2 separate regions of the Homo sapiens genome follow, and region 2 is linked to region 1. A link is an interaction called in ENCODE POLR2A ChIA-PET data of the cell type or tissue named here. Cell type or tissue: Panc1. All regions are shown on one strand. Each heading gives the region's core, and the rest is flanking DNA. Links, peaks and the distances in the headings are about the cores only. Region 1 holds the start of TRR-CCG1-1 (tRNA-Arg (anticodon CCG) 1-1). Region 2 overlaps LINC01623 (long intergenic non-protein coding RNA 1623).

What was found. Peaks named below come from ENCODE experiments on the same cell type or tissue, not always from the same donor. Only the 100,000 strongest peaks of a DNase experiment are listed, where the experiment ranks them.
Region 2: POLR2A ChIA-PET joins it to region 1 with 18 read pairs; 4 of 35 experiments call an interaction of 5 or more read pairs at or near these places.

The regions. Positions count from the first base shown.
Region 1 is chr6:28,738,026-28,746,362 of GRCh38, reverse strand. It overlaps TRR-CCG1-1 (tRNA-Arg (anticodon CCG) 1-1), which reads left to right and starts at 3,339; the gene lies at 3,339-3,411. In Panc1, for the core only: no CTCF peak of the experiment used is centred there; a DNase peak (open chromatin) is centred at 3,340; H3K4me3 peaks cover 3,250 bases; H3K27ac peaks cover 423 bases.
Region 2 is chr6:28,854,943-28,863,279 of GRCh38, reverse strand. LINC01623 (long intergenic non-protein coding RNA 1623) reads left to right here. Exons shown (of 2, transcript NR_033379.1): 2 at 1,265-3,655. It also overlaps the pseudogene RPL13P. Among named protein-coding and RNA genes, the nearest start is that of LINC01623, 4.6 kb to the left of the region's middle. In Panc1, for the core only: no CTCF peak of the experiment used is centred there; no DNase peak of the experiment used is centred there; H3K4me3 peaks cover 336 bases.

The sequences.
Region 1 (8,337 bases), core at 305-8,304:
TTTTCTTGTTCCTTGAGCTCAGTCGCGAAGGGCTCTCGTGAGCTTCATGAGACCTCTCCTTCTCTGTGCATGGACGAGTGGCCGACTCTGGAGCCGGGGCTGTTGCTTCCCGGTGTGGTGATGAATCCTTCATAGTCTTGTGAGTGTACATATATATAAATATATATATTTATATATATATATATATATTTGGTGAGTGTGTGTATATATATATATATATATATCTTTTCCCTTCTCCCCTTCCCATTGCAATTTGCTTATTGTATCATTTGTTTATTATATCTGCATTGCCGTTTACGTGGGATAAAGGTTATTTACCCTTAAAGGTATTGTGTGTGTGTCTTTTCTTCTCCCCTCTCGCATTTCCCGCACAGAACATAGTTCCATCCGCTTTGCAAATGACAAGACCTCATTCTTTTCATGGCCGAATAGTACCCCGTTGTGTATACGTACCACATTTACTTTATTCATTTATCTGTTGATGGGTACTTAGGATGCTTCCCAATCTTGGCTATTGTGAATAGTGCTGCAATAAAGATGACAGTGTAGATATCTTTTCGATATACTAATTTCCTTTCTTTTGGGTATAGGCCTAATAGGGGGATTGCTGGAATATATGGTAATATTTTTAGTTTTCTGAGGAACCTCCATACTATTCTCCAAAGCGGTTGTACTAATTTAAATTCCCACCAAGAGTGTACTAGGGTTCTCCTTTCTCCACGTCCTTGCCTGTCTTTTGGATGAAAGTCATTTTAACTTGGGTGAGATAACATTTCATTTTAGTTTTGATTTGCATTTATTTGATGATCAATGGTGTTGAGCACCTTTTCATATATTTGCCATTTGTATGTCTTCTTTTAAAAGACATATAGACAAAAGAATGGTAAATAGATATGTGAGTAGAAAATCTTTACTTGGCTGAGTTTTCTTTATCCTTTCCTTTCACAGTAGCCCCCATCCCCAACACACACACACATACACACACACACACACACACACACACACACACACACACACACGTCAGGTCAATAACCAGACCATAAGTGCTGCAAATCTTAGTTCTTTCTGTGTGTGTGAGTGAACGTTTGTTGTACACTGGATCACACCTCACAGGAAATGCTGAGTTTTCCAAATTCTAAAGTTAAGAACATTATTAGGGTCATGCATTATGGGTTTTTGTAAAATGGCTAAAGTAGCTACATTGGGAGATTCTTTGTCTAAAGGTGCAATACATCCCCCAATTTGATTCAGGGCTTGGAAAGTTGTCTGGTTTCATCTAAACAAATAAATAAATTCTATTTTTTTCAAATCTCAATTATAGAAACCTTTATCTACAGACACCCTCCTCCATTCATTTCTTCAGTGAAATTATCTAGACAGATTGTTATAGAGAGATTAAGAATGTCATACTTTCAAATCTCTCTTGGATTCCTCCCAAAATACTTTTGTTAGAAATATTTAAACATTTTAAAGGAATCTTGCCTGGAACCCATCAGATAAAAATCAAAAGGCATCAGAGAAAACACTGAAAGGCTTTGGAAAGGAAATGGTATCACTGGTATAAACAAACATTTCATACAATTTAATAGTTTCTTAGCATTATTCTTTCAAATCTCAGTGCCAATCCTTTTTAGCATCTTCCTGAAGAAAGAAATTTCAGGCTACTTTGGACACACTTTCTATAGGGTACCCCTGCTCTGCAAACAGCAGGAATAAATAAATAAATAAATAAATATAACAATAAATAAATAGATTTCGATGGTTTGGCTCAGTCTACCAACCTTACTAACTGTGCCAACTTTACTATCTGCTGCCTACGTCTGCCAGTTAACTTTTCCTCCTCCAGACTGAACAAAAAATGCCCTTTTATTTAAATTTGTTAGATTTTGAGATTTTGGATTGCTATTCTTTGGGCACAAAATCCACTAGTGAGAAGGTGAGGAAGCAAAACTGAGAACAATTTCAAAACATGTGAATAAGTTTGAGTCTGTTGAAACATAAGTCATGGTAGTGCATCTTGCCCAAAATGGAGATGGATTCTTCAGCACTGACTAGAGCAAGTAGCCTCCCCAAACTGGATCACACCAGAAACCCTTATTCAATCTAATGCTCCTCATAGGACGCTTTCTGAGAAAGAAAGGGACTTAACTAAATCAGTTTCATAGGGAACAGCAGAAGACCTTTCTTTTGTCTACCCAGACTCATCTAGTCCGGCCCCAGAACTAGCGTTCCGTGGTCTCAAACATGGGTCATTACTTAATAAATTAGTGTACATAGGATACACCATCCAAAATATGGCCTAAAACAATTCTTGAGTTTTGACTGGAGAAACCTGGAGAAAATGGTGTACAAGGGATCCAGGAAAAGTTTAGGGCTGAGAGATGCATCTCTCTGGGGAAAGGAGATAGGACTGGGCACTGGAAAAATGAAATAGTTTCTTCCCAGTAACTCGTCATTTCCATGAAGCCAAGACGATGCGAAAACTGAGGGAATCTGTGATTGGTTTACTTTACAAACTTGGTTGTTGTTTTTTTTTTTAATCTTTCCTACCCTATCAACATAGGGGACATAGCTGGGGAAAGGGTAACAAAAAATCGCCCCAGACTGTTTTCTGGATCAATCCAAAGGTGAGCTTAGAGCAATCAACCTTTAGGCAAAATACTTGGGGCTTTTCTGACAAGGGGGAGCTTTTTTTTTTTTTTTAATTTCAACTTTTATTTTAGATTCAGGGAGTACAGTGCAGGTTTGGGACAAGGGTGTATTGCGTGTTGCTGATGTCTGGAGTACGATTGAACCCGTCACCCATGTGGTGAGCATAATACCCAACAGGCAGTTTTTCTATCCTTTTCCCCCTTCCAACCTCCCACCTCTTACGGTCTCCAGTGTCTTCTGTTCCAGGGGAGCTCTTGTTTGAGCTTACAGGCTTTTCTTCCTGGAGGAAGCACCATCGTATCTTTGAGACGGAAAAGGTTAAAATAGATCAAACAATGATGCTCCCTCTTACGCTGTCATGTCCACTCCTTCATTGCAGACTTGAGTTCTTGGCTCATATTTCTGTACCCGAACGTGCATTATCATTATTAGTAACTTAGAGAAGAGAGCCTTCAAAGAAGGCAAAGATGTCACTTCTGATCATCTCGCAGTTTATAATTCTAAGGAATTGCTATTAGGAATTTTAGATGGAGTTTTATTCCTTCTGCCCACCTCCTCCCCCGCCTCTCCCCGCCCCCCTTCAAGTTGTTAAATCTCTAATTACGAAGTTAAAGGTTTGAAAACAGAAACTCAACGTTTCCTCACTACACTTCAGTCTTGATGTGTGCAAATTAGCACCCGCGTGCGGCCGCGTGGCCTAATGGATAAGGCGTCTGATTCCGGATCAGAAGATTGAGGGTTCGAGTCCCTTCGTGGTCGTGTTCTTACTATTGTCAGGAAATATCTTTACTTTCTGCACATCTCCTTGAGCTTTCTGCAAGCCAGTTAAAAAAAAAAAAACCGGCTTGTTCCCAAGACTTTGGGAACTTGAAATGAAAGAAGACTATTGACAAAAAAAACAAGAACCCGGTAAGCAACCTGTGTATTGACTATTAAAGTGCACTTTGTCCCTGGCATAGGTACTACCGGAGGCATTCGTAATTTGGAATGGGCTTGGTTTTTCAATTTATGGTCTTGTCCTACTTGTTTCATGAATTTAACAAACACAACACAAAATCACCCTTTTCTTTTTTTTTTTTTTTTTTTTTTTTTTTTTTTTTTTTTGAGACGGAGTCTCGCTCTGTCACCCAGGCAGGAGTGCAGTGGCACGATCTCGGCTCACTGAAAACTCCGCCTCTCCGGGTAAAGCGATTCTCCTGCCTCAGCCTCCCGAGTAGCTGGGATTACAGGCGCCCGCCATCACGCCCGGCTAATTTTTGTGTTTTTTTAGTAGAGACGAGGTTTCATCATGTTGGCCAGGTTGGTCTCAAACTCCTGACCTCAGGTGATCCGCCCGCCTCGGCCTCCCAAAGTGCTGGGATTACAGGCGTGAACCACCGTGCCCGGCATTTTATTTATTTATTTATTTATTTTTGAGTCTCACTTTGTCGCCCTGGCTGGAGTGCAGTGGCACAATCTCTGCTCATTGCAATCTCCACCTCCAGGGTTCAAGCTATTCTCCTGCCTCAGCCTCCCGAGTAGCTAGGATTACAGGTGCCCGCCACCATGCCTGGCTGATTTTTGTATTGTTGGTAGAGAAGGGGTTTCACCATATTGGCCAGGCTGGTCTCGAACTCCTGACCTCAGGTGATCTGCCCGCCTTGACGTCCCAAAGTGCTGGGATTACAGGCGTGAGTCATCGCGCGCGGCAGAAAAGTACCATCTTAATAGTAAGGACTATCATAATAGTAGGGGTATTGGGTGCAGGGTATATGGGAACTCTAATATCTTCTAAATTTTTCTGTAAAGCTAAGACTGTTCGACAATTATACTCTATAAAATAAAAATGATTTGTTTTTTTAAAGATAGACAGCCATGTGTTTAAAAAAACTTAGAGCAAAGATCTTGCCCTAGAAAGCAAATGCAACTCTAACGGGGTTCTTGTACTGGTTAACATCCGCATTAAAGATGATGGTGACTTACAGGGCCTATGCCATTCTCTCTGATTTCTACGATTTCCTTATTACTCTCAACACAAGCTTAAATAAAACAGTAAACAGAAAAGTAAAATCTTTCCAGACCTTGGTTAACAAAAGCAGAAACAAGGAGGAGAACGAGGAGGAGAAGGTGAAGGAGAAAGAAAAGAACAAAAAGAGGAAGAAGAGGAAGAAGTCACAATCAAGGAGAGTATATCACCAAGAAAAGAAAGTTTCTATCAAAAACTTTCTTTGGGCTCTCAAAACTCGAGAGTCAAACATTGTTAATAAATTTCCACAAAAATCTGAAGGTCACAAATCCAAATCCTAATAGGAAAAGCTTTCATCAAAATGTACTGATAAAGGCTCAATTACAACAACCTGGAACTCATGTGGTTGGGACACTCGCTCGAGCTCATAGTTTTGAAGGATGGCCAGAATTTAGAAACAAAGTGGTCAAAGAATGCACTATTATCACACTAAGAGTTTGGCAACCCTATCAGCAAAATGAGCCAGGGCCCTCTAAGAAACTCACAGGACCCACATATTGCTGAGGAAAAGAGGTATTTACTCACAACTGAAAAAACAAAACTGAATGTATGTCTTGCTTGAGCAGGGGTGAACTACAAGCAGATTGCAGTCTCTTAGTAAACAAACAAAACAAGAAACAAAACAAAAGGCAGGATATGCAGAGGAGTTTAATTAATTGTCAAGTGAAATTAAATTCACATAAATCAGCCTTTTGGGTGGTTCAAAGTAGAGACGGCTGTGAATTGTTCCTAGATTGACATACAAACAAATACTTATTTATTTATTTATTTATTTAATTTTTTGAGACGGAGTGTCGCTCTATCGCTCAGGCTGGAGTGCGGTGGTGTGAACTGCGATCTCGGCTCACTGCAAACTCCGCCTCCCGGATTCAAGCGATTCTCCTGCCTCAGCCTCCTGAGTAGCTGGGACTACAGGCGCATGCCACCAAGCCCGGCTAATTTTTTTGTAATTTTAGTAGAGACGGGGTTTCACCATGTTAGCTAGGATGTTCTTGATCTCCTGCGTGATCCGCCCGCCTCGGCTTCCCAAAGTGCTGGGATTACAGGCGTGAGCCACCGCGCCTGGCCTTACAAATCTCTTTTACTTAGGAACTACTGAGTTAAGATAAATGTGGGTGCTAAATTCCAATTTGGCCCGGGCATGGTGGCTCATGCCTGTAATCCCAGCATTTTGGGAGGCCGAGATGGGCGGATCATCTCAGGTCAGGAGGTCAAGACCAGCCTGGCCAACATGGCGAAATCCATCTCTACTAAAAACACAAGAATTAGCTGGGTTTGGTGGCGTGCGCCTGTAATCCCAGCTGCTAGGGAGGCTGAGACACGAGAATCACTTGAACCCGGGAGGTGGAGGTTGCAGTGAACTGAGATCACGCCACTGGCACCCCAGCCTGGGTGGCAGAGTGAGACACCATCTCAAAAAATAATAATAATAAAAATGAAATAAATAAATTCTGATTTGTTGTGTGAATTCATGGTTAATTATGCAAAAGTGGAATATTCTATTCTTAATTGACTCAAATTAAAATTTCATTTAAATGTCAAGTTTTAAGATACCAAGATTGAGTGCTGATAGTATTGTTATTACTTGAGCACAAACTCCTGGACTCAGTTCTCTTGTCTTGGTCTCCGAAAATGCTAGGATTACAGGCGTGAGCCACTCTGGCTGTCCCCTCAGTAATTTTTTTTAAGTAAAGTTTATTTTATTTATTTTTTGAGTTGAGGTCTCGCCCTGTCACCCAGGCTGGAGTGCAGTGGCACTGCAAGCATGGCTCACTGCTACCTCAAACTCCTAGGCCCAGGCAATCCTCCTGCCTTGGCCTCTGGTGTAGCTGGGACCACAGGTGTGCACCACCATACCTGGCTAATTTTTCTATTTTTTTGTAGAGACAGGCTCTCACTATGTTAGCCAGGCTGGTCTCCAACTCCTGAACTCAATTGATCCTCCTGCTTTGGTCTCCCAAAGTGCTGGGATTTGAGGTGTAAGCCACTGCTCCTGACCAATAATTTTTTATATTAATAAATTTATGGCCGGGTGCTGTGGCTCACGCCTGTAATCCCAGCACTTTGGGAGACCGAGGCGGGCGGATCACCTGGGGTCAGGAGTTCGAGACCAGCCCGAATAATATGGTGAAACCCTGTCTCTACTAAAAATACAAAAATTAAACGGGTGTGGTGGCGGGCGCCTGTACTCCCAGCTACTCGGGAGGCTGAGGCAGGACAATCGCTTGATCCCGGTAGGCGGAAGTTGCAGAGAGCCGCGATCGCGCCACTGCAGTCCAGCCTGGGCGACAGAGCGAGAGTCCGTCTCAAAAAATAAATAAATATAATAATAATAATAAAATTTATGTCTACCAAAATAATTTATCTACATTATGAGCAAAATATGTCCATGTTTTGACTTGACACTTTTTGCACTCTCAACACTGCAATCCTCCTCATATCTTAAGTCAGCGTTTTGTTCATCCACTTGACAGTAGGGCAGAAAAGAGCCTTGAATGAATACCTCTCTGCAAATCCGACTTTCCCCGTTCAAATCTTGTCTCTTCCGCTGAGACTAGAGAGAATATAAGCAGCAAAACGCACCGCAAATACCCTCCCGGTTGCTCCAGGAGAAAGCTGGGTTCAGTAGCCTGTTGAGTATGAATCAAAAAGAAGTATGGGAAAATGAAAAGTATCTACATCAGAACAGGATCGTGATTCCTAAATTTCCGGACTAGTGGCCTGATGCATTTCCAGCTGAGCTAGCCAGAAGTACGATGGTTTTAGTGGGTATCTACTCTAACCCAAAACGTTCAGTCACTACTTAACCTTTCTTCCTCATTCTTTCTCTTGTATTTTAAACCCAAACACGCGAAAATAAACAAACAAACAAAAAGAAACACAAACTAAACAGTTGCTGCCTGCATCAAAGCTGCAGGCTGCTTCCACATGAGAACTGACACAACGTCACTTTCCTCAAACCTCCAATACCAGGGGCTACTGCTCCACGAATACTCAACCACACGCCCTCGAAAATGCTCAGCCTGTTTCCTGCGATGGAGAGTGCAGTGCAGTGAGGCACTCTCAGAGTCACAAAATCTTGGGCAACACGAGCCGTACCCTTCTGTGGGATATACACTTTGAAACCACTCACCTAGAGCCTTCTCTCTTCCCCAGGGCCTAGAGAAAGCTTGGCAGAGACGCGGCGCTTGGCTGCTTTCTTCCTCCACGCTTGTCTCAATACTATCCGTCTTTAAAGACGCGTCCCCGATTTTTCTTCTGCCTTCTTCTCCGCTGCTTCTTCTCTCCTCCACTCAGTGTTATCCCTCCCGGCTCCAAGAGCCCTTCCTTCCTTTTCAAAGCCTTCCCTTGCGTCCACTCCTCAGCTCATTTCAGTTCCCAGCCACTTGCCTTTCTAGTATAGTAAGAACATAACCTGTACATTAGGGACAAACTTCTCCCTACTCTCCCTTACGCCCCTGCTGGGTTTACAATGTTCTCCAAAATTCGTATCTGGATTAAACAGTCGCACCACATTTTGGCTACAGATGGGAAGGGTCTACTTTCTGCACTTCAGGGACTGATGAAATTTTCTCACTTGTGGGGGTGTAGGGAGGGTTTTACAAAGGGTGAATTGGTTTTCTCAGGTTGAGACCAGCTTCCTTTGTGCTTTCCTCCTTGCTCAAAAAAATTTGCTCTGA
Region 2 (8,337 bases), core at 218-8,217, 120 kb before region 1:
TTTTTTACAATTTATTTTAGATCCTTTCTTTTTTGAGCTGTTCCTTGGTCAAGGGACAGACCCAGAAAATAGGAAAACTGTCCCACGGATTTCCCCACCACTCTCTTCCCATCGCAATCTCTTTTCTTTTCCCCCATCAGGTGTCCTCTTGTTCGTCCGATTTTAGACTTTGTAAGCTTTTTGTAGGCTTTTTTTTTTTTTTTTTTTGGAGACAAGAGTCTCACTCTGTCTCCCAGGCTGGAGTGCAGAGTGCAATGGCACCATCTCGGTTCACGTGCAAGCTGTGCCTCCCAGATGCAAGTGATTCTCCTGCCTTAGCCTCCCGAGTAGCTGGAATTACAGGCATGATGCACCACCATGCCCGGCTAATTTTTTTTTTTTTAGTGGAAACGGGGGTTTCACCATGTTGGCCAGGCTGGTCTCGAACTCCTGAACTCAAGTGATCCACGATCCACCCGCCTCTGCCTCCTAAAGTGCCGGGATTCCAGGCGTGAGCCACCACGCCTGGCCTACTTTGTATGCATTTCTTTGACTCATTGTTATTGTTTCTGACTTTATTAGGGTAACTTTTATTAAAGCATAATGTAAGCTTTGGATCCAAATAGAAGTTCTTTATTGTGTTAAATAAATTGAAGCCTTCGTATCTGGCTGACTTGAAGCAGCACTTAGCTAGTTTTAAAAGATATGGAAGGCAATCAGAAAACAAAGATACATATCCCCACTCCCTTCTCTTCCCAATTCTAACCGCAGCTCACATTTTGAAGGGCCTCACACATGCATGTGTGAACATCTCAACATATTAGCGGTGGCAGTTATCTGTAAGGAGTCTGCAGCAACATTAATTCTTGCCTCCTCAGGAGAAGGAAAGAATTCGATTGAGGAGCATAATGCCGAAGGAGAGACCGAGGCAAGTCTTAGAGCAGGGGTGAAAAATTATTGAAAATATTTAGAGCACTAATGAAGGAAAGTACACTTGGAAGAGGGCCAAGCAGGCGACTTGAGAGACCAAGTGCACGGCTTGACCTCTAGACCTGGGGTCGTAAACGTTGGCATAGTTCCTAAATCTTGTGTTATTTCTCCCCACTCCTGAGATCTTATTGGGAAGTGACCGACCACCAGTTTCACGTGTTTTCTATCTGTTAAGAAACTGCCTTTCTCTGTCAGAGGAAGAATCAGTTTAAACTTTATAGATTTCTTTTAAAACGTATTTATTACAAGTCCCCAAGAGGGCTTTATTTTTGCTTTCACACATCCTGTTTTTCAGCTTCCTTGGCTCTTTTTGCCCATATGCCGAAGAGCCGAGCATTGCCGCCAAGCATTGGCACCGGCCATGCGGAGACTAGCGAAAGCTTTGCAATTCCTCTACTTCTCAGTGATGACTCGGGCTTTCTCCTTACATTCTTGATGGGCATGACCGGTCCTGTCAGCTGGGTGGCCAATTTCTGTTCTTCAGCAGAACTGTCTCCCTTCTTGGGGGCCGAGGGCTTTCTGGGGAAGAGGATGAGTTTGGAGCAATACTCATTCAGACGCTGCACATTGGCCTGCAGGGAATCGGTGGACTTGTTCTGCCTCCTCGGATCCACAGAGATGCCAGTGGTCCGGGTCACCTTCTTGTGAATGCCCGCCACCCTGAGCTCCAGGCTGAAGCCTCTGCCGGCGCGCACCTTGATGTGATAACGCACAGCAGGGCACAGCACAATGGGCCAGATGGGTCCCGACTCTCCGGGCGCGGGGCGATGCAGCGCCCTTTGGCTTGCCGGGCCTTGATTCTGCGGATCTTCTGGTTGAACCACGTGGCCACACGCTGCTGCCAGTCCTTGTGGAAGTGGGGCTTCAACATCATGCCATTCCTGCTGGGCGCCATGGCTGCCTACGGCCCTCCTACGAAGGAAACACTTTATAGATTTCTATAGCAGTGTTACATAGTAAGGTTTTATGGCGAGTTTTGTAGCATGGATCATACTACCTTAGGACTGATGGTAAAGTTTTAGTCTAAGGAAAGCTCTGAAAATTTGAAAATGTGTAACCACCCAATGAGTTCAGCTTGCCCACTGCCTAGACAGAACCATTTATCAAGACGGGCATGCAAAGCCGGCTGTGTGGGAGACCCGTTTTATTATTATTCAAATCAGTCTCCCCAAGTGGATTGCAGTTTTTAAGGATAATTTGGTGGGTAGGGGACCAGTGAGTTGGGAAAGTTGATTAGTCGGGTCGGAGATGAAATCAGAGGGAGTCGAAGCTGTCCTCTTGTGTTGGCTTAATTTCTGGATGGGGGCCACAAGACCAGATGAGCCAGTTTATCGTTATGGGTGGTGCTAGCTGATCCATAGAGTACAGGGGCTGCAAAATATCTCAAGAACTGATCTTCGGTTTTACAATAGTGATGTTATCCTGAGGAGCAATTGGGGGAGGTTTAGAATCTTGCAGCCTCCAGCTGCATGACTCCTAAACCATAATTTATAATCTTGTGGCTAATTTGTTAGTCCTGCGAAAGCAGTCTAGTCCCCAGGCAGGAAGCGGGTTTGTTTTGGAAAGGGCTGCTATTGTCTTTGTTTCAAAGCTAAACTATAAACTAAGTTCCTCCCAAAGTTAGGTCAGCCTACGACCAGGAATGAACAAGGACAGCTTGGAGGTTAGAAGCAAGATGGAATTGGTTAGGTTAGATCTCTCACTGTCTCAGTTGTAATTTTGCGATGGTGTTTTCAAATGTTGATTTAAAGAAGACCATAAATTTGTGTTGCTTTCTCAGATTTTGAGAATAAGGACAAAAAGTGTATGTTTTAATGGGAGAATCTTAAGAATTTCACTACTGAAGTGGATTTCTCTGTCCATTAACAGTGCTAAATGTTTTGTATTTCCCAGTTGGAAAAACAAAATCTGCAAGCTTTGAATGATACTTGTTATTAGGTTTTGGTAACAGCTGTTGTACTATTCCCATTTCAATGCTCAATAGCCACACGTGGCATGTCATACCTACCAGGTGGACAGCACAGATATAGAACATTTTCATCATTGTAAAAAGCCCTATTTGACAACACTAACTTAAAGTATTAATCTTTTAGAAGAGAAAGCTTCAGTCCAACCCAAATTACACAATTTTACTTTTGAAAATATTGTTGAAACAACGTTCAATTTTTTAAAATTTTGGAAAACTGAATGAAATCCATTTGTAAATGCGCAAATGGTACTGGAGGTGGAAAACTGAAGCCTTGCTATAGTTTTAGTTTTTTGGAGGGTTATGATCAACACAGAGAAGAAAAGATTCATCTACCCATAGAGCTTCTTGAGAAAAATTTTCTAACAATAATTTTGAAAATTTGTAGTGAATTTGTTCTTGCCATTATTTATGGGTGCTTTCATGTGCGAGGCACATCAAAGTTCTGGGGAATGACTTAGGCACAACCAAATGGCTATCTTGGGAAGACCAAAGTCCTTTGCTATATATGAGAGTTTTGAGATGGCGACTACCTTTCTGTATGGTAGATTCTTGTTTTTGAATATGCCCTCTGGGTTTTCAAAACAAATTGTTTTTACAATACCTATAGTAGTTATCTAGGGCATATTCTTTAGCTTCAAAAATTCTATCTTTAGAATGGGCTTCAATATTCATAACTGAGTTATTTTCCTCTAATAAATCATTAACATTTTCCCATGTTTTATTGTGGTGTTCATGGTAGTTTAAAATACCTTATAATAGCATATAATATGTATGAACAACCTGAAAATATATGTATGTGAACAACCTGAAGCCACATGTACTCTCAGTATACAGGTTAATTCTTAAACCTTCAACAAGATGTCATGCTCAAATTGGAACTACATTTGTGCTTCACACAAAGACCTTTCCGTCAATGACTGACTACATGTACGACCATGGTTTTATAAGACTATAATACCATATTTTTACTGTATCTTTCCTGTGTTTAAGTACACAAATACGTATCTGTGTGTTCCATTGCCCTACAGTATTCAATACAGTAACATGCTGTAGTGGTTTGTAGCCCAGCAGCAATGGACTACACCGTATAACCTAGGTGTGGAGTAGGCTATACCATCTAGGTTTGTGTTAAATACTCTCTAAAATGTTTGCACAGTGATGAAATGCCCTAATGACTAATTTTTCAGATCATATCCCTGAGGTTGATCTAGGCATGACTGTATTAGTCCAGTCATCTGAGTAGATGTTGGCAAAAGGATAGTTTCCGTTACAGAAAATTAAGATGGCATATCCAGTAGAAGAGCATACCTTGAATTTGTTTTATTTTTAATTTTTAAAAAAAGTTTTAGAGCAGTTTATAAGCAGTTTTTAAGTTTATAAGATCACATAAGTTCATTTACCATATTCTACCACCATAACTTGACGTAAGCCTGAATGAACATTTTATAAGCTCAGCCTTACTGTATACTAAGTTCAAGTTTACATCAAGTTACGGTGATAGTATATGGTAAGATGTTTTGCCCTGAAAGTCCTTATTTTAAAATATGTATAGTTAAACTGACACATAACAAAGCATGTGAGACAAAAGAAAAGAGGAGACAACCAGATGGATTCTAGTGAGTTTGAGCTGCCATCCTCTGACTTGCACGCAAGGGCAAAGATTCACTAATCCAACAAGTGCTTGCTAAAGATTTAGGGGAAATAACATTGCTTTTTTATTTCATTTTCCCCCAACAGTTCATTCCATTAATAGTGCTAGGAAGTTTTGACATGAGAATAGGAACACTTTTCTCGGGTTTTGAAGGGCCTTGTATAGTCATGCAAAGAAGAGCATCGTACAGTCATACAAAGTCTACAGTATGAGGGTGTAGCACAGATATAAGGTACTGGATTATATCTCTTTTTTTTTTTTTTTTTGAGATGGAGTTTCACTCTTGTTGCCCAGGCTGGAGTGCAATGTCGCGATCTCGGCTCACTGCAACCTCCGCCTCCCAGGTTCAAGCAATACTCCTGCCTCAGCCTCCCAAGTACCTGGGATTACAGGCATGCGCCACCATGCATGGCTAATTTTGTATTTTTAGTAGAGACGGGGTTTCTCCATGTTGGTCAGGCTTGTCTCAAACTCCCGACCTCAGGTGATCCGCCTGCCTCAGCCTACCAAGTGCTGGGATTACAGGCCTGAGCCACCGTGCCCGGCCATCTCTATTTTTTAAAAATATATTTGTGTGTAAATGTCTCAGTTATTTTAAAAACCTTGGTGCTATTTAATACTGTGGTTAACACTTTGGAAGAAAATGGCTAGGTTTGAGCCTGACCTTGTTGGTATAGGCTCACTCACACCTTCAGAATATGGGCATTGATGAAAGAAAAAATTCAGCTGAATTAAATTTAAAGGAGTTTAATTGAGCAATGAACGGTTTGCGAATCGGGCAGCCCCCAGAATCACAACAGATTCACAGAGACTCAGCGCAGTCACATGGTGGAAGAAGATTTATAGACCAAAAAAAAAAAAAAAAAAAAAGGGAGGGCCGAGCGCAGTGGCCCACGCCTATAGTCCCAGCACTTTGGGAGGCCGAGGTGTGTGGCTCACGAGGTCAGGAGTTCAAGACAAGCCTGACCAACATGGTGAAACCCCGTCTCTACTAAAAATACAAAAAAATTAGCCGGCTGTGGTGGCATGCTCCTGTAATCCCAGCTACTCAGGAGGCTGAGCCAGGAGAATTGCTTGAACCCGGGAGGCAGAGGTTTCAGTGAGCTGAGATCGAGCCACTGCACTCCAGCCTGGGCAACAGAGCAAAACAGCAAAACTCCTTCTTAAAAAAAAAAAAAAAAGGAATGACATATGGAAATTGGAAGTGAGGTACAGAATGGCTGGATGGGTTACAGCTCAGTTTTTGCCTTATTTGAACACAATTTGAACACTCAGCAGTGTATGAATGGTTGAATTACAGCCACTGGGATTGGCCAAGACTCAGCTATTGTTATAGGCACATATTCCTAAGTTAGGTTTTCAATCTTGTCTACCCATTAAACTAGGTTGCAATTCCTCCACAAGGACCCAAATATAAAAGTATGGAATCTTTCTCAGGCCATATTTAGTTTGCTTTAACAGCATAATCCACAGATTATGGTGCAGTGGATTCCGCTGATATTCAGGGGTGCTGACTCTAGTTTTCAATTAAGACAAGTGAAGAGAGACAGAACTCTGTTCCAGATAATGGATGTCTAGGTAATTCAGATAATCCCCCTGGTAAAGACAACAATAAAGCCGGGTGATATATAAAAATAATTCTTTCTTAAAGCATTAAAAATATAATAAACTAGTAATCAATTACCTGCTGAGTGTCAGTAAAAGAAACAAACCCAGAGAAGTGAATCTAGCAGTTGGGACCCCTTTTGCCCTGGCAACATTTGTAATCTGGATGTAGAAGCCAAGAGACTTATCTATGTTTCTGATAGCCTCATAGGGTTAGAGGAACAAAAACAGAAACCTAGGGCTGCCCAAAGTGGCGACATTGGTGATCATGCACTCCCCCTGAGGCTGCTTTCTAGGAGTAAAGGGGAACTGTAAGTAAACCTGCTCACCCATAAACTGCAGCTTGGCTTACCATCATCTGGTAGCCCATAAGACCCCAAACCTTGACACTGGTTTAAGGTGGGCTGTATTTCAGCACATCTAGGTTTCTGAAGAAGCAAAAGAAAATCCTCTCTGAAGGAATAAAACTTTAACCTAGACTTCACATTATTTCTAGAAATATTTTTTTCAAATACAAAACCCAGCATACAAACGTGCATACACATGAACAAACAAGTCTCCGTGAAAATCAACAGAAACAACAGACTCAAAAAAAGAAAAGAAAGAAAAGAGAGAGAAAGAAAGAGAGAAAGAAAGAAAAAAGAAAAAGAGAAAAGAAAGGAAAGAAAGAAAAAGAAATGACAGATACCAGAAATAGAATCTACTAAACTTCAGATTTGGAAATTATCAGATAAGGGTGTAACAAAACTGCTTACTATATTCAAAGAAACAAAAGCTAATCTAAAAAATTTAAGGAGCAAATTGAAAAATATAAAAACTGACGAAGTAGATTTAAAAATAAAAACCAAAATTTATTTGTAATTGAAATATATAATAACCAAAATTAAGAACTTGAAGGATAAATTAACAACAAACTTGACACAACTGAAAAGAGTATTAGTAAAGTGGAAAATAATTTAGAAGAAATTATTCAGAACACGCTGGGCGTGGTGGCTCACATCTGTAAACCCAGCACTTTGGGAGGCTGAGGCAGGTGGTTCACGAGGTCAGGAGATCGAGACCATCATGATAACTCGGTGAAACCCCATCTCTACTAAAAATACAAAAAATTAGCCAGGTGTGGTGGCAGGCACCTGTAGTCCCAGCTACTTGGGAGTCTGAGGCAGGAAAATGGCATGAACCCAGAAAGCGGAGCTTGCAGTGAGCCGAGATTGTGCCACTTTACTCCAGCCTGGGCAACAGAGCGATACTCTGTCTCATAAAAAAACAAAAAGTAATTATTCAGAACAAAGTATGGAGATGCAAAATAATGGTATTAATAGAAGAGAGGATAAGGAGATCTAATATATATTTAATTAGAATTTTTAATGGATGAAAGACAATAGAGCAGAGGCAATATTTGAATAAATAATAACTGAGATATATAAGACATGGAGAAATGCCACCTACATTCCCTCTCAAAGAAGGACTCATTTCCCTTAGTTGTTTGGAGTGCTGCCAATGTTCTAGGGTTTATCTCAGGTGCAGAGAGTTGATTCTCCCAAAAGCACACCCTTCCTGGGATGATGCACCTTCAACAATTGATTGCAGTGGAGTAAAAAGATTTGTCGTTTTGGCACCACAGGAGTATAGGCCATATGTAATCCAGTGCTCCCTATGGTGTTGGTTGAGACTTTGGCAGGTCTGCATCTCAGCTTAACTCACTTTTCCAGTTTGACAGCCTCATTCACGGTGCTCAGACCATGGAAGTATTTTGTGTTAGAAAAAGGACAATTGGCTGGGCATGGTGGCTCATGCCTGTAATCCCAGCACTTTGGGAGGCCGAGGTGGGAGGATCACTTGAGGTCAGGAGTTTGAGACCAGCCTGGCCAATATGGCAAAACCCCTTCTCTACTAAAAATACAAAAAATTAGCCAGGCATAGTGACAGCCGCCTGTAATCCCAGCTACTTGAGAGTCTGAGACAGGATAATCACTGGAACCTGGGAGGTGGAGGTTGCAGTGAGCTGAGATTGCGCTGTTGCAATCCAGCCTGGGTGACAGAGCGAGCCTCAATCTCAAAAAAAAAAAAAGGACAATTGTCAAAAGTAAGAAGCTGTAGTAGGGGGTCAGAAATATAAATAAATACTATCAGGGCTCAGGTC